3 separate regions of the Mus musculus genome follow, and all the other regions are linked to region 1. Evidence: chromatin loops called from intact Hi-C (ENCODE). Cell type or tissue: heart. All regions are shown on one strand. Each heading gives the region's core, and the rest is flanking DNA. Links, peaks and the distances in the headings are about the cores only.

Region 1 (7,789 bases), core at 1,792-5,791:
GGTGGAACTGTGAAAGAAAGGGACCACAAAGAGAGACCTGAGTCGCCTGGAGACAGATACTACCCATCCCGATATCTCTCAATCTATGGAGGAAGAGAGAGAGAGAGAGAGAGATTTAATATTATAAAGCTAATTCATCCCCAAATACCTGCTGTCATAGCACCCTCTCTAAGAGGCGGCCCCACAGGCTGTGCTACACAGCAGCTCCTCCCAGCCTAACAGTAGCAACTTCATCAGAAAACCTGTGAGGACCTATCAGAGACTTTCAAGGCTGGTCTCACTGGCTGCTGCTGGGGAGGGTATTGAAGTCTCTCACCTGAGATGCCAGCCACTCTGTCATATACCAATTGGCCATTTGTAAGTAATCATGTTCTAACTGTTCCTGGTCTTGTCTCAGAAGATGCTGAAGTACACGGAGTGTGGGATGCATTTGAAGTGGGAGTTGTCCATCTATACAGCGATGGAAATTTGTCCACACTGAGATGAGATTCAAGCACCGTGGCTTGTGGTGGGCTCGCCTAAGCTTTGCATATAAACACTGGGAGTTCTCCAGGCTGAGCTTCCATAGAAACACTTCGGTTTGTCTTTTGTGTCCTAAAGAGTTTGTTTGAATCTCCCCAGGGAAAGAGTCACCACGGGCTGGTTGATAGTGGCTTCTTGTGTTCTATGAACTCTTGGGTGTTTGAACATGATCAACGTAGCTGTTATACAGATGGGGGCCACTGGAGCACACAGACAGAAGGGACACTTGTTCTTGGGCTCTGGGAGATGTGGGACTAGAACCAAGGTTTCCTGACTCCAGACCCAGTGTTTGCTCTATTGTCCCAGGTGAGCTCTTTCTGCTCCTAACTCAGCCAGGGTCCCCGTGTTCCTGATCTGTAAAGTCAGGGGACAGCAAGCCCCTGTAGGAGGCCATATGGGATTTATAGGTATATTATTTCCAATGCTGTTTTTTTTCTTTTGGAGGCATGTAGAATATATTTTTATTCTTTGAAATCTTCATACATGTATGCAATGTATATTGATCATGGTTTCTCCCCCACCCCACCCCCATCCGAGTCACTCCCCCTGGACAGCTCCTCCCTCCCTTCTGGTTTTAATAATGCCTTGGAACCATAGGGCAGGCAGGTTGTGGGCTGACGCCAGCCTGGGTTCCTCACCCTAGGCTAGACGATCTCTGTATCCCTCTGCTTCTTGGGACTGTTCTCTGTGGATCCACCATTGCCCTCTCCCCTACTTTGCATTTTATTTTTATTTATTTTATTAATTTATTTGTAATTTATAATTTATTTATAATATATTTGTTTACAATATTTATTTATAATTTATAGTTAATTTTCTTTTATTATTTATTTTATTAAAAATGCAATCAACGGGACCCCAGGTAGTGCAGAGCTTCCCCACTGGGTGAAGAATGTGACTGAAGACATGGGAGTGGGCAGAGGTGACCAAGGAATACCAAAGGCAGGGGTTTATAAATCCCAGCAGCCACTGCAAAGCATCCGCACTAGCTTCTTGAGACTCCAAGCCTGTGACTTTTCCTCAACCTTGTCAATGTCACGTTGGGTGGAGTGGGTGGCTCTGTAGACGTTATTAGGTTCTGCCTAACAGTTCTGGGTACTATGGTGGCACTCTGAGTCAGTCAAGGAATCTAGTGGGGGTACAGAAGACAACGAAACAATGGCAGAGCAGGAGATGGGACTTCTGGGCCAGAGAACCATGACCCAATGCATAATTCTGGGCTGTGGCCTGAAGGTCACCATGGTGAAGGAGGTGACAGGAATTAGAGCAGAGACAAGCATGCCGAACAGAGGAACAACATGTGCAAAGGCTCAGAGGCAAGAAGCAGGAAGAATCCATGAGACTCCAGGAAGCATCGTTAGGGGCGAGGAAGGGAGAGCACTTGGTGGAGGAAGTTGTCTCTGAGGTCCTCCGACCCTTCTACCTTTGTCACATGCCATTTTGGATGGCTTGCATGCCCAGTTCAGGCACATGGTCACCCATCTTGAGGGTTAATGCCAGTCTTAACCCACCTGGAAGTTGTCAGAGGAATTGTCCCCGACTCCTCTCTTCCACTCCAGCAGCTGCATAATTTCTTCTTGGAAATAAGCAGGCTATTATTAAGAGTGCCTTGCATCTGCTGACACAGCTGGGCCAGCCAGGTATGGGGCGGATGGTAACCACCAACCACGGGGACACATTAGAGGCACTCCCGAATCGCCAAACAAAACCCTAGCTCCTGAGGATCAAAGGCCAGCCTGCAGGAGCAGGTGAGCAGAACACCTGCCAGAGGTTGGCTACTTAGGCTCCTGCAGCATCCTGCCCGCCCGCCCGGGAGTTAGCAGACCTGAGACTGGCGGTGAAGGGGAGGCGAACCTACCCTCTGAGCATTCCTTCCTGCTGTGGTTCTCTCTCCCTCCTGGGCCGCACACCAGAACCTTGCAGGGCCCTTACCTAGCCAACCTCACTCTCAGGCATGCCTTTAGCAGGAGGCGCAGCGGCAAACTCCCATACACTCATTAGACTAAGTGGTGGAATAGCAGAGGGACACCACCCACCCCCCAAGCTAGTTTTTGGTTGGTTGGTTGGTTGGTTGGTTGGTTGGTTGGTTGGTTGGTCGGGGCGGGGTGGAGTTGTCGGATACAGACAGAAGTGGGAAGGAAAGTGCCAGAGACCAACTGCTGAGGCGTAAAAGGCAAAGGCGCCTGTTTGGAAAACTAGCACCTGCTTCATCCACTCCTTGGGTGTGGTCTGAACAGGAACTCCAGAAACTGCCCGCCAGGGTGATGGCCAGCAAGAGAGATATGCTTTCAAGAGGACTGAGTCGAGATCTTTCGCTCCAGGCCCTTGACCACAGGCTCTAAACTTCCTGCGGGCCCTGTGCCAGGCACACCCGGGCCCTCTCTCTCCAGATCTTCAGCGCCCCAATCACAAACAGCCGGGATCTCGAGTTAGATCTAGTTTAAAGAGCCCGCGGGCGGGAGCCAAGAGGACTGGCGAGGGAGCAGAAACTCACAAGGGAGAGGGTCTTGTTCTCACGTGGCCTGTTTTACAAACAGAAGGTTACCTGAGTAATTACTGAGGGAGAGGCCATGGAGGGTGGGAGGGGATGTGTTAGGCTTCAAAGCCTCTCAGATGCCGTCTGTTCCCTTTGAAGACGTCAGGGGGCGCCAGAGGCCAGGACAAGGATTTAACACCTGCCGCACAGGCTGCTGAGTCTTCTGACTTAGGGGCTTCCTGCAGGTGAGCTAGACAAGGCTAGCTCCCCGGGGCTAAGGTCGGAGTTTCCTGCTAGCCTCCCCAGAATGAGCCGCCCCGTATAATTAAAGTCATTCTCTTGTAAAAATTATCTAGTTATATAGACACCGAGAAAGAAAACTTTTCACAAAGAATATTGCTGGGTTTATTAACATGTAATTTTTTTTAAAGCAAGAGGTTAGTTTCAACGAATTCCATACTCTCATATTAAACGTGTAGCCTTAACTCTTCGGGTTAATCTGATTGTCTTTAAAAGTAGGTGGTCCTTGATGTACGGGCCGGAGTTTGGTTGGAGGACCAGCAGAATCAGGTTTCAGATTTACACCGATTCTTGCCATTTGTTTGAAATCCTCTGTCAAAAAAGGCAGGCCAGGTATTTAAAGAACCCAAATGTTATACAAGTCTGTGTATATATAATCCTCATATGTATATATAACTTATGATTTTTATTCATACCTCTACACAAAGTGAGATAAAGGGGTATATTGTAGTATTGCTTGTTCAAACAAGAGCTAAAAAAAAGCGTTGAAACCTGAGGTGTTCACGGTGCGCTGTCAAGAAGCAACTTGCTAAGTGCTTTATAATATCTCACGTCTTCACAGGAAAGAGCAAAGTGTCTGAGTGTGTGGTGTGCGTTGGGAGAACGCCGGGCGAAGTCTAAGACGCCTGCCTGCATTACCACTGGTTGCCACATGGTGGCGGGGTGGAAGAGGTCTTGCCTATTCTTTAGGCAGCATTAGTTGATAACCGCAGTGTAGTCTGACACGCTATAAGGCTTTCTATGAGTCCAACAACTACCACATACAATTTAAAAGAGCTTCTGCCAAGTAGTGTAAAGGAAAAAGAGGAAAAAGGATCCTCTGTTTTGATGCACAGAGATGCTACCTCCCAGAAGTGGGGCCTTGCTCACACTGCACATAGACTAGATTCTCATTAAAGCAATCCCAGTAACTGGTTTGAGGCAATTACTTCCTGTGGGCCTCACCTACTCAGAAATTAAAGCAGATGAGTTTCCTCGCCTCTCCAAAACTATAAATTCCAACAAATTCTCCTGTGAAAAGGATGCTATCCTGGGACATACTTCCCATTGGTTGGCGACTGTGCCTTTGTTAGAGGAAGGGTGGAAAAACTGGTGTGGAACAGAGTTGAGAGCAGGGAAAGAGTCACCTATGGGGGTCACGATTGGCCCTGTGAGTGCCACACAAGATGAGAACCCGTGTATTGCTTGGGGGATCCCCTTCACTTCTTTTCAGTAATGAGTTTGGAAGGGGAAAGAAGAGTTGGTATGGAGGGCAACGAGCAACGGGAGCAAGGGGTGACTCCAAAGCCACACCTCTGCCCTCAGAAACACCCTGCTAGCCACCGAGAACCCCCGGAGAGCATTTGAGAGACAGAGGGAGAGACAGAACCATGGCTCTGCTGCTGACAGCGCCTCTCTGCCCACCCTCCTCCCACAGGAAAAGACAGAGACACTCACCAAGGACCAAGAGGCGGACTCGAGACTTGGCGTTGACATCCTGGTCCGACATCAGTGACACGGAGCACTCGTAGGTGCCATTGTCGTCCATGGTCAGCTGGTCGATGGTGATAGAGGCATTTGACAACTCAGCATCGTTAGATACTCTCACTCGATTCTCATAACGGTTCCCATAGATGTATTTCTTTGTCACAAAATTCCAGGTGACCACTCTTTCCTGAGAGAAAGAGGAAATGTCTGTCAGGACCTGGTGTAGACCTGCCCTGACTCAATCTTCGTCCCCCAGAGCAAACCAACAACATGTCAAACAGAAGGGCAGTACCTGCTGGTAGATTCCTCTTGTTATCTAGCTAGATAACTTTAGACTTTTAAAGATTTGCTTTTGAGCTTTAGGGACTGGGGTTGTAGTTTAGCTGGTAGTACTTGCCTACCACACGTAAAGGCCTGGATTTGATCCCAGTGCCGTGTAAACTTGGTGTTGCGGCGCGTGCCGATCATCCCAGCATTCCAGAGGTGAAGGGAGGGAAAAGTTCAAAGTCGTCCTTGGCTATGTAGCAAGTTCTAAGCCAATCTGGGAGGCATGACACACTGACTCAAAGGAAAAGCACAAAACAGCACCGAGGCACACACCCTGGGAGACCAGTGTGCACAGAAGCACACACCCTGGAATACCGGTGTGTAAATGAGGCTGGCTCGGATCCCAGCACTCACATTTGTGACCAGCCTCTCTCTCCTTGGTTCCCTCTCAGCCCATGGTTTATTCTCACCCATCCCTTCCTTCATCCAACACCCACAGTGCACCACCATAAGCCAGGTACCACACTAGTTAACCACTGAGTTCCAGCTCACTTGGTTCTGACTATTGCCCTTGGAAGTTGTTTATTTATTTATTCGTTGGTGTTGACGAGGCAGCACATTAACAGCTTAGACCACAGGCACAGACCAGGCTGCCTCAGTCAAATCCTCACCCTGCTGCTAGCTGAATGGCCTTGGCCGCTCTGAGACTCTCTTTTCTCACTACAAAATGGAGATGTTGATGATAATACATCTCCTAAGATTGTGCTGAGAGCTAAAGCTGATAATACAGGCAGAGCAGTTGGGGTCTGCCTGGCGTTGTTTCTACCGTGACTAGCCATTATGTCGGTCCACCATGTCCAGGGCATACAACCCGTGAGTTCTTCCCTCAAAAGTGAGTTTGAAACCAAGCAACCAGGGTATCTCATGATTATAACATAGACTGGCCACTTGGGGGACGATTCCTACGAAGGCTGATAGCTGCTTTGAATCTCGAAAGGCAGCTGTGCATTAATCGCATAAAAAGCTAGAAGGCTGGAGCAGCGTGTGTGATATGTTAGACATTGGAGGCAAAGGAAAAAAAAACAAACAGCAGAAATCGGCAGTGACAACCCCAAGGGGCACAGTGTGAGTAGTGACAGATTGGCGAGAGCCGAGCTTGGACAATAAAGGCCATAACTACTATTTACGATATGTATGTCATTATGCTGCGCACTGTTCCAAGGACTGGATACTTGTTATCGCATCTAACCCACACACTCGTATGCAGTAGACCTTATGATCACACCCACCATTTTACACGGGAGGAAACAGGGATACCACGAGGCAGATTAAGTATGTTCTCCAAGTTGACATGTTTAAGTGACTAGCAGGGCTGAGATGATCTTGGCAACTCTGGCTCAGAGCCTGAACGCTGCAGATTCTACCGAGTCACATCTGAGACACTCTGCAACACTAAGTAGTTCACAGTTCACCTCCAAAGCAATAACGTACTTTGCCTTTTGCTGATGCTTGAGACTGTGGAGCGAACCTCGCTCGGTCCTTCCACATGCGAGGCAAGAACTCTACTGTCCAGCAGCATCCCTGACTCCAGAATTCTGTATTTTGGGGGTTAGCTCTTTTTCCAGAGCACAGATGAAAAGGGACAAGTTAAGAGGTAACCAGGAGGGGCTGGAGAGATGGCTCAGTGGGTAAAGACACTTGCCACCAAACCTGACAATCTGAGTTCAAGTCCCAGGAAAGAGGGAAAGCTGCCATCTTACTTCTACATACTCACCCTGATAAATAATTAAATGAAGTCTTTAACTTAGAAAAAGAAAAAGAGTGAAAAACCATGATTATTGTCAAATCGGGTTGTGGCAACACACAGAGACAAAAATGAGTTGGAGGGGCAAGAAAACGGGGGACACATGAAATTGTGGGACCAAGATGCAGAGTTAGAGAGCAGCTAGTCCCAGATTTAGGGCTTAGGCACGAATGTTTGCCGGTATCCTTCCCAACAGAGTTAAGACACGAGGAGAGTGCTTTAGACAAAAAGTTTGTGTTCTGTTTATGTGCAGGACGCCTGAAGCGGAACACCCATGGCCATATGGGACAGCTGAATGTCACTGTAACTAGACAGGTAAGGAGTTAGGCAAGAGATAACAAGGAAACCATACGATGTCATGGTAGCTGTGTCTCCCGTGGTTAGATTGCCCTTTGTGGTTAAACACACTGGGAGATGCAGTTAGCTCTCCCTGCTGTATCAGAGATGAAGGCACCAGCGCACTTTCTCATTATCATCCACGCACACCTATAAAAGGGGTGGCTCCTTCAAAACCCCCAGCTTCATTACCATATCATTTGCATGGTGGCCTTGACCCCTCCCCCACTTTGTGGGTTTTTCAAGAGGATCATAAGACGAATTATCCTAAAAGCAAAATCTAGTTCACTGTGGTTTAAGAGGAAAAGGGGGCCACAGTGTCCCAGTGACTAGGTGGCCCAACTCATAAATATTCACAAAACTGCTGTATTTCTATACACAGAACCAAGTGGGTAGCCACTCCCTCTCCTTTCAGGTCAGCCCACTCCAGTCTCTCTTTGGGGTTCACGCTTTATTTGGGTAAATCAACTTCTGTTTTAACTGTACGTGTCTCTTGGCTGAATTCTTCCTTTTGAGGACAGAACTAGGAGGGGCTTTCAGCTGGTAATATGTCTGGGGATGAAAGTTTAGAAGCCAATGGCATACATGTATGTTTTCACAGAGATGTGGGCTAGGCA
Region 2 (7,789 bases), core at 2,297-6,296, 370 kb after region 1:
TATAATTTATAAATAAACTATAAATTTGTAAAACTTATAATTTATAAATAAACTATAAATTTGTAAAATAAATTATAAGTTTTACAAAGTTATAATTTATAAATAAATTAATAGAGACAGAGTTTCTCTGTGTAGCCCTGGCTGTCCTGGAACTCACTCTATAGACCAGGCTGGCCTCGAACTCAGAGATCCGGCTGCCTCTGCCACCATGCACTATTCTATAATCTTTCTCTTTTTTTTTGGAAAGTAGCCCAGGCTAGTCTGTAACTTATTACATAGCTGAAGATAACCTTAAATCTCTGACCCTCCTGTCCCTATTTCCCAAATCCCTGGGTGTGCCACCATGCTTATTTATGGTGGGCTGTGAGCATGAATCAAGCCCAGGGCTTTCTTCCTACACATTATTCAAGGACTTCACTGAGTCACATCCCAGCCCCCATCTTTTTATACTTTTGATGAGGCTGTCAGGTAAGACAACTCAACTGCTGTTTCCCTAGAAGATTTAAAGAGATTTCTTTAATTTTGTGCATATGTGTGTAGAGGGAAGGGTGGTGTACATATGTTTATGGTGCTTGTCTGAAGAAGCCAGAGGCATTGAACACCCCCACCCCAAAGCTGACCCTCTAAAACTGGAGGTAGAAGTGGTTGTGAGCAGCTTGATATGGGTGCTGGGAACTGAACGCGAATCCGTGGAAGGGCAATAAGTTCCCCTGAACACTAAGCCATCTTCCCAGTGCCTGTTTACTGAGGCTTTAAGAGCGGCTGTATACAGTGTCAGAGGCCTGCAAACACAGCACTTGGCTTCTGATTGCATGATCATCCCTGGCTACAGAGTAAGTCTGAGACTAGCCCAGGGTACAAATCTATCTCCAAAATAATAATAAATAATAAATAAATAAATAAAGCCAAACAAAAATAAATCAGGTCTTAAGAGTGGAATCAAGCCCAGAAATATCTCTAAGTCGTTTGTCCTACTTGGATCCATTCTGTGTTCTGTGGTCTGTGTCTACTGTAGATGCTGTTCTAGAAAAACTGCTTCTCTCCCCACCCCAAACTCAATTTCTGTTACTGGCAGCCAAGTGATTCTAATTCATGTATTGGGAATTTTGGACATTGAATAAGCTTTCTATCGCCACATAATGAATTATCACAAACGTAGTGTCCTGAAACAGTGCAGACATAACTTTACCATGTTCCAGGGCAGAAGGACAGACGCAGCATGCCGGACAGACAGACACAGCATGCCGGCCTGGCTGTTGTCATGTTACAGGACAGAAGGACAGACAGACACAGCATGCCGGCCTGGCTGTTGTCATGTTACAGGACAGAAGGACAGAAACAGCCTGCCGGACAGACAGACACAGCATGCCGGCCTGGCTGTTGTCATGTTACAGGACAGAAGGACAGACAGACACAGCATGCCGGCCTGGCTGTTGTTTGGAGCTGAAGCTCCAGCTGTTTATCCCTAACTCACTGGTGGCTAGAAAATTTTCTTACGCTTACAAGAATGGGGTCCAGATGTAGCTCTCGGCTCCCAGAGGGCGCCTGCAGCTTCTTGCAGTATAACCTCCTAGCCAGTTTCCCCAAGCCGACCACAGCACTCTCTGCTTTGCCCTTCCGCAGCTACATGGAGGAAAGTCTGCATGGACGGAGAATGCTTATATGAGATTAGATCTGACACACTCAAGTCAATCTCTCCTTTTCCCGTAGACCCCAAGAGAAGCACAAGAGTACTGGCTCTTCCAGGCCCAGGTCTTCTGCCATCAGGAAAGCTACACTGTTGTACACACTGCATTGTGGCCGTCTTGGAAACGACCATAGCATCTTGTCTCCCAGAGAAGTGCATCTTTAAAAAAAAAATAAAAATAAACTTCTCCCCCTTGTGAGCACCGGGCACACCAAGTGAAGGATGCTCGCCACTTTTGCCCAAAGATGAAGCCAACACAGAGGTGGGCAGAGTAAAAGATGCGTAGGAGACTTTCAATGCAACTGTTCAGAGCCTGGATTGCGCCATGTTTAAGGGCCCCGCTCCATGGGTTTTTTCCATTTTATGAAAGCTGACTTTGAATGTGCAGTTTGCACTTGAAGTGCTCTTGATGTTACAGACACTGAAAACATAGTCACGGAAGCTGTGACTGACCTGGGTCCATTTTACTCCGAAGCTAATTTTAGTTCTCCCTTCTCTCAAAAGACCAATTAAAGCACATTATTTTTTTAAAAAATCTGTGAAATCTTGTGGAGGAAAAGCATACCCAAGGTCCAAACACACCAATAAACATAATAAAGGAAGAAATAATGTTAGAACATTGCACAAAGAGATAGAACAAAAATGTCTTCAATAATCTTTGTGAAAGATAGCAAACAGAAGCAGGATTGTGGATAATATCACCCGAGGACTATCAGGAGATAAGTTGAGCGATTGATTGGCAGCCCAACACTTTCAACTGGAAATCAGCCCGTCCTGTCTTCCATGTGAATGTCATTTTCACATGTTGTCACTTTAGTCTTTTTAGATGACCCAGGAAGACAGCCATTGCGGATGTGCACGTTCCATTTTATAGTTAAGGAAATTGAAATTTTACCTGCTATCCCAAAGCTGGCAAGTGGCCAACTCAAGACCGGAAGTCACGTGTCCTGGGTGGTGGTGCATCACGGTAGCGGGAAGACTTGGGGTGTAGAGTGGCAGGCTTGGGTGAGAAAGGACCCCACTAACTGGCTTTTTGTCCCGAACTTGCTGACCACGTCCAACTTCCTGCGTAGCTTTTATCCATTTTACCCACGCAGCTGTGTATTGAAGAATGGACAGCTTGCTTCCTGGCAGTTTTTCTGCATCATACGTCTGTATACCGAGGATGCTGTGGAAAGTCGGCTCCCTTCACATACTCCAGGGGAGGTCGGAACTGTCATCACTATCTGGGAAAGGGATGCCAGGGGATTATTAAATGCTTAGTCGAAGAAGCTCTGGCAAGAATCTTCTAGAAATGATGGGAGCTGAGAACGGACATGCACGGTCTCTGATGAGGGGGGGACTGAAAAAAGGAGGTTGTGGACAAGTCCTATGGGAGCGTAGACCACACCGGAGTAGGGACCTGTCCACTTCCTCTTCTTTGTAGTTCTTTCTTGACTCAAAGTGCCTGCCTCGTCTTCCTTATGAACAGATAGCCCCGGCTTCAGTGACTGGTTCAGCCTCAGAAGCTCAGAGGTAGCTAAGCAAAGGAGAAGTCATTGAGATGAGAAAACTCTAAGCCTGAGACCCCGGGGAACCTGAGGAACCAGTTACCACATCTTGCGAGGAGGGGATCTCTTCAGTTCCCCACCTCTGGCCTGGCTTTGTTTTCATGCTCAGTTCTGATTCTCCCAGAAGGTCTTACCCTCGGCTAGTGCCACAGACCTATTGGTTTTAAGAGAGATGGGATCTGGTCCCAGCCTCATCCGTTACTTACTGTGTGACTTTGAACAAAACAAACCAAGAAACTCACTCTCCCTCTACAGGCCTCTGCGTGTCCCCTGAAGGGGCTGAAGTCTCTGGCCTCCACAAACTGGTTTCGGGTTGGACCCTGTATCTGAGGATAATTTTTCTTGGCCGGTTCACTGCCATCAGCTGGCACCTTCCTTGACCTGAGCCACCGGGTGAACTTCCTGCATGGAGAATCAAGCACAGAGTCTGAAGGTTCTACCCAATCCCATGACGCTGGAGAGTTTTTTACTTCGCGTGCGTCACTTTTTTTTTCAATCCCCAAAAGGGAGACTAGATCCGCTCACCCGTGCGGTGTGAGGAGGCTGCTAGAAGTCCTTGCTGAGCCAGCCTTGCCTCCTGGAGAGCCGCACAAACAGGTCCCCAGCAGAGATCGCTTGCTCTGCCAATAATCCCAGAGCTCCACTTCTGGATACTGCTAGATACACTTGGCCTTTCCTTAGGATGGTCATTTCCTTAAAGGGACGGAAAGATGTCGCTAAGAGGGACCCAACTCCAGCAGAGCAGAGAGACTGCTAGCGATAGGACTAACTTCTCCCATCCTGGGGAGAGGGGGTCGAAGGGCCGCCCCAGTTAGCACCTGCGCGCGGCTCCACAGCGACCTCCAGCGGCCATCATGTCAAACTGCAGCTCCCAAGTTTTTTGTTTTTTGTTTTTTTGTTTTTTGTTTTTTTGCCGCCCCCTCCCTCCCCCACGCTCTAGGGTTGGCAGTCTAGCCTCTCAAGTCAGACCCCGGAATCCCAGACCGAGTCTCTATAGGCTCCTCTTCCATAGTACTCACAGTGAGGGTGCGTGTCACCAAAGCACACACAACAGTTGGAACTCTCCCACGGCTACCGCATCACTTCCTAGATGTCGGGTTCCAAGGTTCTGCGCTGGTCTTACATTCTGTGTAAGGACTTCAGGCCATTCACAACCTGATTGACAACTGAACAAAAGTCATTATCTAGCCCAATCCTGGACTTAACCCTGGTGATCTCAGGCTAAGCGATTGGGTTGAGATTTGAACACAGTCTGGCTTCAGAGCTCACAGGACTTATCTCCCCCTGCCCTCCCGCAACACAACACACACACACACACACACACACACACACACACACACACACACCATCAAAGATGTCAAAGACCTATTTGTGAAAACCTAGCTTTTTTAAACACATGGCCCTCCCTGTGTGTGTGTGTTTTCCTTCCACACTACAAACCTTTAAAAACAAAACACGAGGCAATGCATTTCTTTAAAGGATCCACAGGGACCTCTAGCGTTGCATTCTTGAATCAAAACTATAGGATCTGATACGGAAATGTGAGGACAACCTCAAACCAGCTCTTTGGGTAACTAACCTCTTCCATAAAATTAAAAAAAAAAAATCAAAAAATCACGTGTGCCTCACCTGTTTCTTGGTCTTGTAACTAGACTTAGAAAAAGAGCACCACGCATAAAATTAAATGCATTGAAGCTGTGACTCTTACTTCAAAAAGTACTAACATTATCAATTGGCATATGAAGTAAAGAAACAGGACTTGCCTATCTAGTATTTACTGAGTGTTCACTCTCTAAGGTAGCCTCCTATGTGTTTTTTATGTGTTAGTTTAGAAAAATAAACTATTTTAAGGAAGGCTCTCACTATGTAGACCAGGCTGACCCTGAACCCACGATTCTTCTGCCTCAGCCTTCAGTGTGCTGGGTAACTTGGATTCTTTCTACAAATAAGGAGGAAGGGATTGTATTATCCTCCATTTGGTGGCTGAAAACTCGGTTGCTCCCTCATCAGATGGCACTTGTTCAATGAGAACCACCCAGCTAAGGCTGAAACCAGCATTTGAACCTAGGCCCATGGCAGAGCCAGAACACTTGACTTTGAAATTAACTCTCCTTCTGCAAGGCTGCCTTCGGAAGGCTCACAGAGAGGATGCTGTTGGGACTCCCAATGCATGATGGTTTCTTCTCTGTTATCCCTAAGAGCAACCAACTGCAGGCAGGGTGCAAAATGATTTGAGTTTTGCTAATTTGTTCCTTGTCCTATGAAGTATTGTCCTTTACAGATGTACCAACATAGCTCAAAGAAATAAAGAGACAGATTCAAGACAACATGTCGTCTGCCCAGATCTGGTCAAGAATTGGGGCTCCTGCAGTCTATGTTCCTAACCTTAGGTGAGCTATGCCCTGCTAAGCTGTTTCACGGGCCCCACCATGGCCCTATGTGAGGACCTTCCTCCCTCGGCCCAAGGCTCCCCTGTCTTATTGGACTTCTCTAGGATTCTATGCACAGGTTCAAAAGCATGCAGCATAGGAAATGTCCACCCAACACAGACTCTGTCAGTCCAGAGTGCCTGTGTGGTTTTAGATGGGACTTCCAGTTTTTAAAATGGCTAGAAATATGTTTCTGTCTATGGCAGCTTGATCAAAATCAGGCAAAGATGAATCCAGGGTATGCAGACCATTAACAGATGACCCTTGGTGACCAAATAAGGAGTGTGTGCTAACTGACCTCAGTACATAGATATAACATGTTGGACTACCACTCTCAGAAGAAACTGATTTGTTCAATTGCCCTGCAATCATCCACCAAATATTTCTCTTTTATTTTTTTAAAATTGCATTTAGTGTATGTGTGCTTGCATGTGTATGTGATATAGATAGATAGATAGATAGATAGATAGATAGATAGATAGACAGACAGATAGATAGACAGACAGATAGGTGTTTATCTGTGTGTCTGTGTGCATGCCACCACACACACATAGGATAGATGCCAAGAAAGCCAACTAAGAGTTTATTGTGGAAGGACTGGAGACTTCAGCTAAGTAAAGTGAGTGCATATTATAAACACCCTCCAGAGTTTGAGTCTATGAGAATCTATGAGATTTTGGTTAATATTAGTGCTAAAGGCCTAAGCTGCAGATTACAGAGGGTCTCTGGACTAGACTGCCCACAGATTGCAAACAAGTTTAATGGGGAAGCCTAACTTAAATGTCTGTCCCTGCTGTGGAGAGATCTGTGTGTAGATTCGGGCTCACACATCAATTAAAAAAGCTAAATATGAGTTGGGATTGCCATGAAGAAAGAGAAGAACATTCTACACAAAGCGCATTCCAGGCAGATTGAAGAATTGAGGGTGAAAAAAACAGAAAAATGGAAGAAAGCCCAAACTAGCATTTACCAAAGTTCTCAAAGGCAAAGAAATAAATTTCAAGAAAAATAAATATGTTAAGAGGGAAATATTCAATTATGTAAATTTCCTTTGTGGAAAAATTTAAATCTACTGATATTAAAAACAATTTAAAGGGAAAACAGTTCTTACCAGGTGTCGACAACAAAAATTATTTACTGAAATAAATACATAATATTCACTAAAATCAATTTTTAAAAATTATCCCCAAGGGCTGGGTGGAAGGGTGTATACTTGGATGAGAAGGACCCTGGGTCCCACCCCGAGAGCCACCAGGAGGGAAATTAAAGTGATTCTCAGGACCACTGAACAACTAGCATAAGCTGACAATTCACAAAGAAGAAAAACAGCTGGCAGAACACCTTAAGAACTTTTAATATATTTATTTAATGAATGCATTGTATATGAATGTCATGGTGCATGGTGGGCACAGGACAGTTTTTGTGCCAACATAAGGGTCCCAGGGATTAAATTCAGGTCATCAGGCTTAGCACCAAGTGCACTGACGTCATTTCATTGGCCCAAACTACTATTTTATATGTTAGAACCTAAACTCACTGATTTAAATAATGCCGTAGTGCTTTTCCCTGCTAGATTCTGCACGGAATAAGCAATGTGACGTCTTGGAGCTGTTAGTTGATATCAATCTCTAAAAGCAATCTGCAACATTCTTGGAAATTCTATAACCTAAATGTTTAGAAAGTAAGGAGAGGAAGACAAGGAAACTAGGGTGGCGATCCCCATCAGCCTTTGCTTGTTCAGTCTGACCCATCAGTTATCATGACTCCTCTCAGGAGTACCCTTCAAAACTCTCCAAGTCCCCGTGATTCCCAGGGCAGAGCGCTGCACCCCCATCTTCTGGAAAGGACAATGAGACACAGGACCTGGGCTCAGTCACTGAGGGCACCGCACTTCCAGACCTACTTCATATTCAGGAATGAGTAAGTCCGGACTTGAGCAAGCACCATCTTCTTTGTTAGAATTGCTGGCTGCAGATAAAACTAAGGAAGAGGTAAGCAGGGCTGAGAAGAGGGTGTTCAGAAGGACTGTTTTATTTTAGGAAGAGCAAACTCCTCCACTTTGTTTAAATTGCTTTGATTTGAGACCCTGTGATAGCAACAGAGTCCCAGCACGGCGGCACAGC
Region 3 (7,789 bases), core at 2,297-6,296, 490 kb after region 1:
AAGAACAGTCAGTTCTCTTAACCACTGAGCCATCTCTCCAGCCTAGTATTTGTTGTTTTTTCAATCTTGAGTATGAGAGCTAGTTGCAAAATGCTGTTAAAAATATCTTGTCATTGAATTCCTGTCAGGACCACAAAACAGGTGCCTCTCATGACACCCCAGGTGACCTTGCTGATCACCATTTATGTCTCCTTTGTTTGCCAGGAAAGACCCTCAGAGACCAACTCCAATGTTGACAGCTCAGCGCAGCCTTCAGTGGCCCAGCTGGCTGGGCGCTTTCGGGAGCATGCAGCTGTGGCCAGGGAGGTGAGTCTGGATGCTTCGGGCATCCTCTTGGGGGGGGGGGAGTTGGGGGGGAAGGAGCTGGAGGAAGGAGTAGCCTCACTGAGGAGAAAGAGGGCAAAATTTGCCTTCCTGGCTTAGGCAGAGTCTTGCCCTCCTGGAGTAAGGCTCCCACTGTGGTGAGGAGGGGTGACAGCCAGACAGTACGGATTCCCTTTCATCTTGATCTTCCACTGACACAGGTGGGCAGTGTTCCCCTTTGCCCAGCCTGGATTGGTTCAGAGTAAAGAAGTCTCTGCACACCCAGCCCCTGCTTCTAGCCTAGGAAGCAGAAGATAGGCAAGACCCCCCCCCAACCCCCCCCACCCCCCCCACCCCCCCCCCCCGCATCAGATCCGGAACTGAGAATTTCGAAGGAATCACATTCAATAAGAAACCAGGAATGTGGAAAAAAAAGGGACCCAGGACTAGGAGATTCTAGAAGAATCCTGCTGAAGAAGAAAATGTTTAATAATTTAATAAGTGTTATGCTTTCGGACAGGTGTACTGGATTGTCTCGTGTAGTGGGTGGCTTCCATTAGAAGTGAGCTGCGGGGAGCAGCCGCACACTAGTGTTAGAGGAAGAACCAAGACTTCAAGGTCAGCCAGGAATGGGTGGTGCATAGCTTTAATCCCAACACTTAGGAGACAGAGGCAGGAGGATCTCTGATTGGAGGCCCGGTCTACAGAATGAGTTCCAGGATAGCCAGGGCTACACAGAGAATGAATCCTGTCTCAAAAAACAAAACAAAACAAAACAAAATAGGGGGGTGGGGGAGAGAGTCAAATAGCATCTGGGAAAGTCAAAGGCAGCAAGAGTTCCCGAGGTGGGGGAGGGGTTTGCCTGGATCCCACGGGAGCCCAGCTGCCTTGTTCTTTTAGGTATGTGATTTTGCACTGGTAAAAGTGGCCCATGATTTCTAAAGAGGAATGCACTAAAGGGCAAAGGAGATGGCATTGATCTGAGGGTCTAGTTCTGCTTCTCAGCAAAAAGGCAAAATGCGGATGTCATCTTGCAAGCTTGGCTCAGATTGGAGGGGGTGAGGGTCAAGTACAAGAGAACCTTATTGCTGAATAGAAAGGCAGAGGGGCTCAAGGGTTGCGGATGCGCAGCAGGAGGACAGTCCCTTAGACATGCAGGCAGGCCCACTGCCCATTCTTTCCTCCCCAGACATCCCTAACCATTCCTAACACTGGTTTCCACCTTCCTCCTCCTCCCTATTGCCTGATTCACTGCCTCTCTTTTTCTCTCTGTGTCGTCTGTCACTCTCCCTCTAGACACCAGCCAGTAAGCCAACAAGAAGGAAACCACCTTGCTCCCTCCCCCTGTTTCCCCCCAAGGTAGAGCTGGGCCAGAACGGTGAGGAGGTAAGTGCCGCCCTGGGAGCACGGCTGCTGCCCGCTGCCCTGGGCATGCGCACGGCTGCTGCCCGCCGCCCTGGGCACGCGCACGGCTGCTGCCGGTGGGTTTTCATCCTCCTTGTAACAGGAAAGAGCTGCAAGCATCACAGTTTCAGGCCTTGACGTTGCCACAAGGGTGGCTTCACCTCCGGTACAGGAAAGAGTCTCTCTTAATACTTCCTGCGTCTTTCACTGTGGAGGCTAGCTCTCCCTTAAGCCTCCTTAAGGGATCAGTCAAGTACCAGAGCCATTTTTCAGTCCCCAAGTCTAAGGGTGGTAGAGGAGGTGTAGAAGGGTCCTTGGGGAGAGAAGCCATGTCCTCAGAGGCAGAGAGCTACAGTGCTGGAGAAGTTCATGGCCTCTCCATAGCCTTTGTAAAGGCTGGCCATTGTTCTGCATCACTGGAAGAAACCCAGAGCACACAGGAGGCCTCCTGCCTCTCGGATATAAATAGCCAGTGCTGCCGACTAATGAAGGCTCTGGTGTTATAGATCATAGCCAGTAATAGAGCCCCAGCCTTCATGCTGCCCAGTCTTATTTATCTAATTGTAGCTGTTAGAGTAGCTGCTGCAGGCCCCAACCCAGCAGCCCGGGAACCTTCGCTGTGGTCACGGTCACGGTCCTGCCAGAAACCAATTTGCATGTTGTCTTCAGGCCGCAGAGGCCAAGCCCAAAATAGAGCAAACAAGCCAAACAGCTCAGTTCCCAAGTCCCACCTTAGCCCCTCTTCTTCCCTTCCCTTCTTTTCTGGGACCAGCATCCTCATAAAAGGCACGGAGTACCCCTGTGAACTTGGGACATTTTATCCCCTACAAAGTGAAACGTTTGATGTAGATGAATGGTTTTCGAGCCTTTTGTCAGCCCCAGGGCTCACAAGCAGAAGTGCATCAAAAAGCAAAGAACCCGGGCCAGCAAGAGGGCCCAGCAGGTGAAGGTGCTTACGTGCCATCAAGTCCATTCATTGGCCTGAATCCGAGTTCTGTCTTTAGTAACCACATGGTAAAAGGAAAGAACCCACTCTCAAAGGGTGTTCTCTGACCTCTACACGCATGCAGTGACACACGTGCAACACACACATACACACACACACAATAAACAAACAAATTAATACTAGATAAGTGTGATTAAAGAGCAGTAAACTTGGTACTTAGATATGGCTCAGTGGTTAAGAGCACTGGCTGCTGTTTCAGAGGACCTGGGTTCTGTTACTCCAGTGCCAAGGAATCTGATGTCTTCGTTTAACCTCTCTGGACATCGGTGCACAGAGTTACATGCAGGCAAAGCACCTGTACACATAAGGTTTTTTTTTTCAGCCAAAATAAATTCTGAAACATTTAAAGGGCCGAGAAGTCACAGCTACCCCCCCGTTGAGTAGGTGCGGAGTCCTGGGTCCACCTGCTCTGGGAATAACTTCCCCTCCACTGAACAAGGGTAGTCTTGTGAGGTGAGAAATCCCAGGGGCTGAGTTTAAGAAACTCTGTGTTTTTGTTGGGTCCCCACCAGTGCTGTCATCATGGTGCTGTGACTTCATGGGGTTCCCAGACAAAGCTATGACCAGCAACTTCTCTTTACTGAGGGTCAACTTCTCCTAGCAGCTCTTCCCTGCTGAGCTTGGCACCTCTGCTGTGGTATAATGGGCTGTGGCTGCGGCCATCTGAGCTGTCCCCTGATAACCTAGGCTTGCCCCAAGAGGACTCATTGCTCCACACTAATACCTTATTTGTAAAATGAGAACGAGAACATCAGTGGAGGGGGCGGGGGATGCAGAAGCGATGCTCATGGGAACGAAAACAGATGCAGTGGGTCGGGTTTGTAGTGACTAGAGTATACAACTTCATTTCAGGGACTTTATGAGAATAGAAATTTAGAGCTTTCCTTGAAAAGTTAAACTCGAGGAATGGCCAAGGGATAGAATGGTTTTAGATTGAAAATCCATTCTGGAGTGAGATGCTGTGTGTTCATGACAACATTGCCCCCAGGGTTAGTCACTTTCTTTTTGCCTTGAAATTTACAGAGTAGGGCATCACGAACCACAACAGTGATGCCAGCACTTCGGAGGATTGCTAATTCAAGACCAGACTGGTCTACATAGCAAGCTCCAGGCCAGGATGTCACAATGAGACCTCTGTCAGAAAGAGGGTGCAGTTCACCTGCCTGGCAGGACTAAATGGAGGTGTTACAAGCCTTTGTAGTGTGTGCAGCCTACAGGAGCACCTACATCCCACAGGCACAGACGTTGCTCACACATGGGGGTGGGTAGGATGGCTGGGACTCCTATATATTCTGTGTCTGAGATGTGGAGTCAGCCCCAGAATTTCACCTACAGACTACAGGCAAAATGACAAGTTACCTTACCTGGGAAAACCAAATGACAGGGTGTTGAAAGGACATGAACACCACTCCATCCAAAACTATCAGATCAACAACTTATATCATAATACATTATTGGGATGGTATAGCAATACACATAAACATAAAAATGTATGAACACCACGTTGGTTCATCTCCACTGACTGACTTAGTCCCACCACTGGCCTGATGCCTGTGATTAAATTATCAACTAAATGTTGCCATCTGCTGTCCATGGTGTGAATTACATTGGCAGTTGTACGGGGCTTCATTCTGTTTTGTAGTCAAATCAGTACAGGGTCCGCAGTCCGACATCTGCTAGGTCTCTAGTACTGAAATTATATCACCTAAAGTGAACTTTGGTAGCAAAATTTTTGCTGTAGTTTCTAAAGCTGAAACTTCCAAAACACCATTCCCTTGTGAAGACCAGAAATTAAGAACCTCCCAGTTGGGACAGGAGGATCTTGACACTCACTAGAAACAAAAGGGTCCATGACTGACTGCCTCAGCAAAGTGTCTGACGAGGGAGACTCACAGCGATAATGGCAACCCAGAGCTTGAAGGGAAGGCCTCAGCATCCTTTGCCTTAGCCACCACATCCTGACAGGACAGGCATCCATCTGCCCACCAAAAGCAGAGTCAGAAGGAGGCAGGTCTCTGAGTCCCAGTCATCCACTGCCCCACTGCAGCATACTCTCCCTCGACACTGGGAGTCGACACCAGCTGAGTCGGTCTCTCTTCTTCTACAACTATAATATAACCAGATGTCTCAGAACATTACCCAGAGATCAGCAGTACTTCTCTTCTTATGGTTTCCATACACTCATATATGGAGACAGGGGTGGGTTGGAGTGGCCCAAACTATTGGAGAAACCCCTCCCGTGCTTGGCCTTGTCTATCAACCTGAAAGGCGTTTTCCGTTTCTTCACCCTCCCTTAATCATTACGTGGCTGCTGTCCTTCTTGCATTGTAGTGGGAATTTAGAATAAAACCAGGCACCAATCTGGAATTATACATATTTATAAATATGTAATCTGGAAGCAGGAATGATTCCTGGTGTGCACTGATCACAAAAGTAATTAGCAGAGTATACATAGTAGAGAGAGCAGCCTCTGACTGTTAGTTATGGGAAGAAACTAAATCACCTTCATCCTCATATAACTAACACAATCCGTGGTGGGATTGGTAGATACTTAACACACACATCGGCCTGTTTATATGAATATTCAGTGTTGGGGGAAATTCTGGCATATGAACCACGCTGTTGGTGGAATTTTCCAAAGTATTAATCCAATGGAGGGGCTTTAATAATACCTCTGCCTGATTTCATTCCCAGCCTGTGATTTATTGCTTTGTTTGTGACCAGAGAGTGGATGGCCATTTTGCCTTTGGTCTGTGAAATTCCCTCCAATTGTTAAGTTGCCTCGCAGAAGGCCATGAGGTGAAGGCCTTGATCCCCACAGACGTAGTTTTTCCTCCTAATGACAATGAAGTCATTCTTCCTGGGATGGGAGGTTTCCTGTGATATGAATGTCTGCCCCGACTTCTCAGCTCAAACTCGTGGTCTTCCTTGTGATGAGGTGAGGGGGTGGGAACAGCAGGCCTGTCTCCTCTAGGCCTGAGGTAAGTGGTACGGCACCAAAGCGGTGATGGCTTAATAGCCCACCCTCTCTTCTCCCTCCTCCCTCCGCCCTCCTCCCTCTAGCTCACTTGGTCATTTTGGTCTGTTTGTCCTGTAGAAATCACCATCCGGCGCCAGCCACCCACCTAAAATCAAGGTGAAGAGCTCACCCCTGATCGAGAAGCTTCAGGTATGTGCAGAACACATCCTGCTTCCCACACACTCCCGTGACATGACATGACGTGACGTGACGTGACGTGACATGTATGGTGCTGCCCCTTCCTTCCTGTTATCACATGGTACTTAAAAACAAAAACACAAACAAAAAGTATGGCCTGGGCTTAACAGTGCTGTTTCTCAGCTTGTGAGTTTTCTATACATCCAGTTCTGTCCTTCAGAGATTCTCAAGGCCATCAGTCTTGCCTGGGGGCGGGGTGGGGGGATATTGTGATTTGGGGTATTTATTAACCAAGCAATGCATGAGAGTAACCAGAAATCATCTATAGAAGATTGTGGAGGTCGGACTAAAAGTTGGGACAAATAGAGGACCAGAAATGGTATTTAGATTTGCTAAAGCTCATACGGCAGCTATTAAGAGAAAGATCCTGTATTTGGAGTTGGGTATGTGGGATTTTCTGGTGCTCCATCTGCCTCTCTTGCCTAGTCCCCTCTCTGGGAGGTCCTCCGTCTGACCCGCCCAGTTATATCAGAAAGATTCTATTGTGTGGGATTGGAACTACAGAGAGCAGAAGCAAGATGTGTGCCCCTAGAGGGCGCTAAAACTCTGTGGCCTGGTGATGTCGAGTGCTTGCTTAGTGTGCAGATAGGCCAATTCAGTTCAAAGTTCTATTCCTAGCACCTCAAAAATCAGCATGGTGGAACAAGCCTGTGATCCCAGCACCCTAAAGGTAGCAAAGGAGGCTCAGAAGTTCAGGGTCATTCTAGGCTAATTAGTGAGTTGAAGGCCAACCTGAGCTCCGTGACACCCTGTCTGGGCTGTTCGCACGTAATCCCTCCATAACCTTCCTGCTCTAACATCTGTAAGGTTGATTTGGGGCCTGCCACCTGTTCCCCAGCCAAATCTGTAGATTTCTTAGGCTTTAGTTACCTTTGAGTAACTCTCCCTTTGGTCTTCGGTGTCCCTTTATATCCATGTTCATCTGGTGTCACCTGTATCGTGGTGACTGGAGGGCAGACACCCTGTAGACTGCCGTGTCCATCAGTGTGCTGTCTCTAAAGACAGAACTCTCCCTGGAGGCTCGAGAGACAAGGAGGCCTGCCATGAGCCTCAGGTGATTTAAGCCACCTTCCTGATGTGCCAGGAGACCAACACTGACCGTGTAGAGTCTCTGCAGAGGCAATAGCTGCACATGGCAGATACTATGAGCAGCAAATGCTCCTGGCTAATGGGGGGATGACATGGGTGCCAGATACTGCAAGAGCCTGAGAGGTGTTGGGTGGTGGCGACACTCCTCTGTTGTCACCACTACCACCATCATCATCATCAGTTAGGGTCTCACTATGGAGCCCCAGCTGGCCTAGACTTCCCAGACTGACCTCAAACCCATGGAGATCTGCCTGCCTCTGCCTTCTGAGTGCTGGGATTAAAGGCTTGCAGCACTATGCCAGGCCAGGGCAGTTCCATTCTTGTTGGGCGTGTCTAATAGTGAATCCACTTCATCCTGATCTGAGCATCCAAGGTGTCGGGTAGGCCATGCTTCTGGAACAGCCACAATGTAAGTGACAGCGGATGATTGGTTGGGGACATGAACACAAGCTTGCTGATAGCTACCCTCAACCAGCTGTGAAGCCAGTGAACAAACACAGCAGAAGCCCTCATCTTCTCCCCTTTCTTGGCAGGCCAACTTAGCCTTTGACCCGGCAGCTCTTCTGCCTGGGGCTTCACCCAAAAGTCCCGGACTCAAGGCCATCGTATCACCATTTCACAGTCCCCCTTCCACACCCAGTAGCCCCGGCATCCGATCCCACCCAAGTGAGGCAGAAGAGGTGCCTGTGAGCTTTGACCAGCCCCCGGAAGGAACTCACCTGCCCTCTTACAATAAGGTAAGTTACTGCTCGCTTGGACTGTGGTGTGCT

Evidence for each region. Peaks named below come from ENCODE experiments on the same cell type or tissue, not always from the same donor. Only the 100,000 strongest peaks of a DNase experiment are listed, where the experiment ranks them.
Region 2: it touches region 1 in a loop (6-fold over the local background); 37 of 42 quality-filtered maps call a loop at or near these places.
Region 3: a loop joins it to region 1, with 2.5 times the contacts of the local background. A loop is called at or near these places in 11 of 42 quality-filtered maps.

Annotation. Positions count from the first base shown.
Region 1 is chr1:166,149,731-166,157,519 of GRCm38, reverse strand. It overlaps Gpa33 (glycoprotein A33 (transmembrane)), which reads right to left. Exons shown (of 7, transcript NM_021610.2): 3 at 4,736-4,952; 4 at 1-7. Among named protein-coding and RNA genes, the nearest start is that of Gpa33, 23 kb to the right of the region's middle. In heart, for the core only: a CTCF peak has its summit at 3,944 (motif pointing right); DNase peaks (open chromatin) are centred at 3,139 and 3,929; H3K4me3 peaks cover 765 bases; H3K27me3 peaks cover 1,340 bases.
Region 2 is chr1:165,776,961-165,784,749 of GRCm38, reverse strand. It overlaps a transcript of Cd247 not described here. Among named protein-coding and RNA genes, the nearest start is that of Cd247, 7.8 kb to the left of the region's middle. In heart, for the core only: CTCF peaks have their summits at 4,078 and 4,746; a DNase peak (open chromatin) is centred at 3,839; H3K4me3 peaks cover 1,293 bases; H3K27ac peaks cover 1,078 bases.
Region 3 is chr1:165,657,466-165,665,254 of GRCm38, reverse strand. Rcsd1 (RCSD domain containing 1) reads left to right here. Exons shown (of 7, transcript NM_178593.3): 2 at 205-306; 3 at 1,600-1,689; 4 at 5,811-5,882; 5 at 7,553-7,756. Among named protein-coding and RNA genes, the nearest start is that of n-TPcgg2, 19 kb to the right of the region's middle. In heart, for the core only: a CTCF peak has its summit at 4,304 (motif pointing left); a DNase peak (open chromatin) is centred at 4,304; H3K27ac peaks cover 1,093 bases.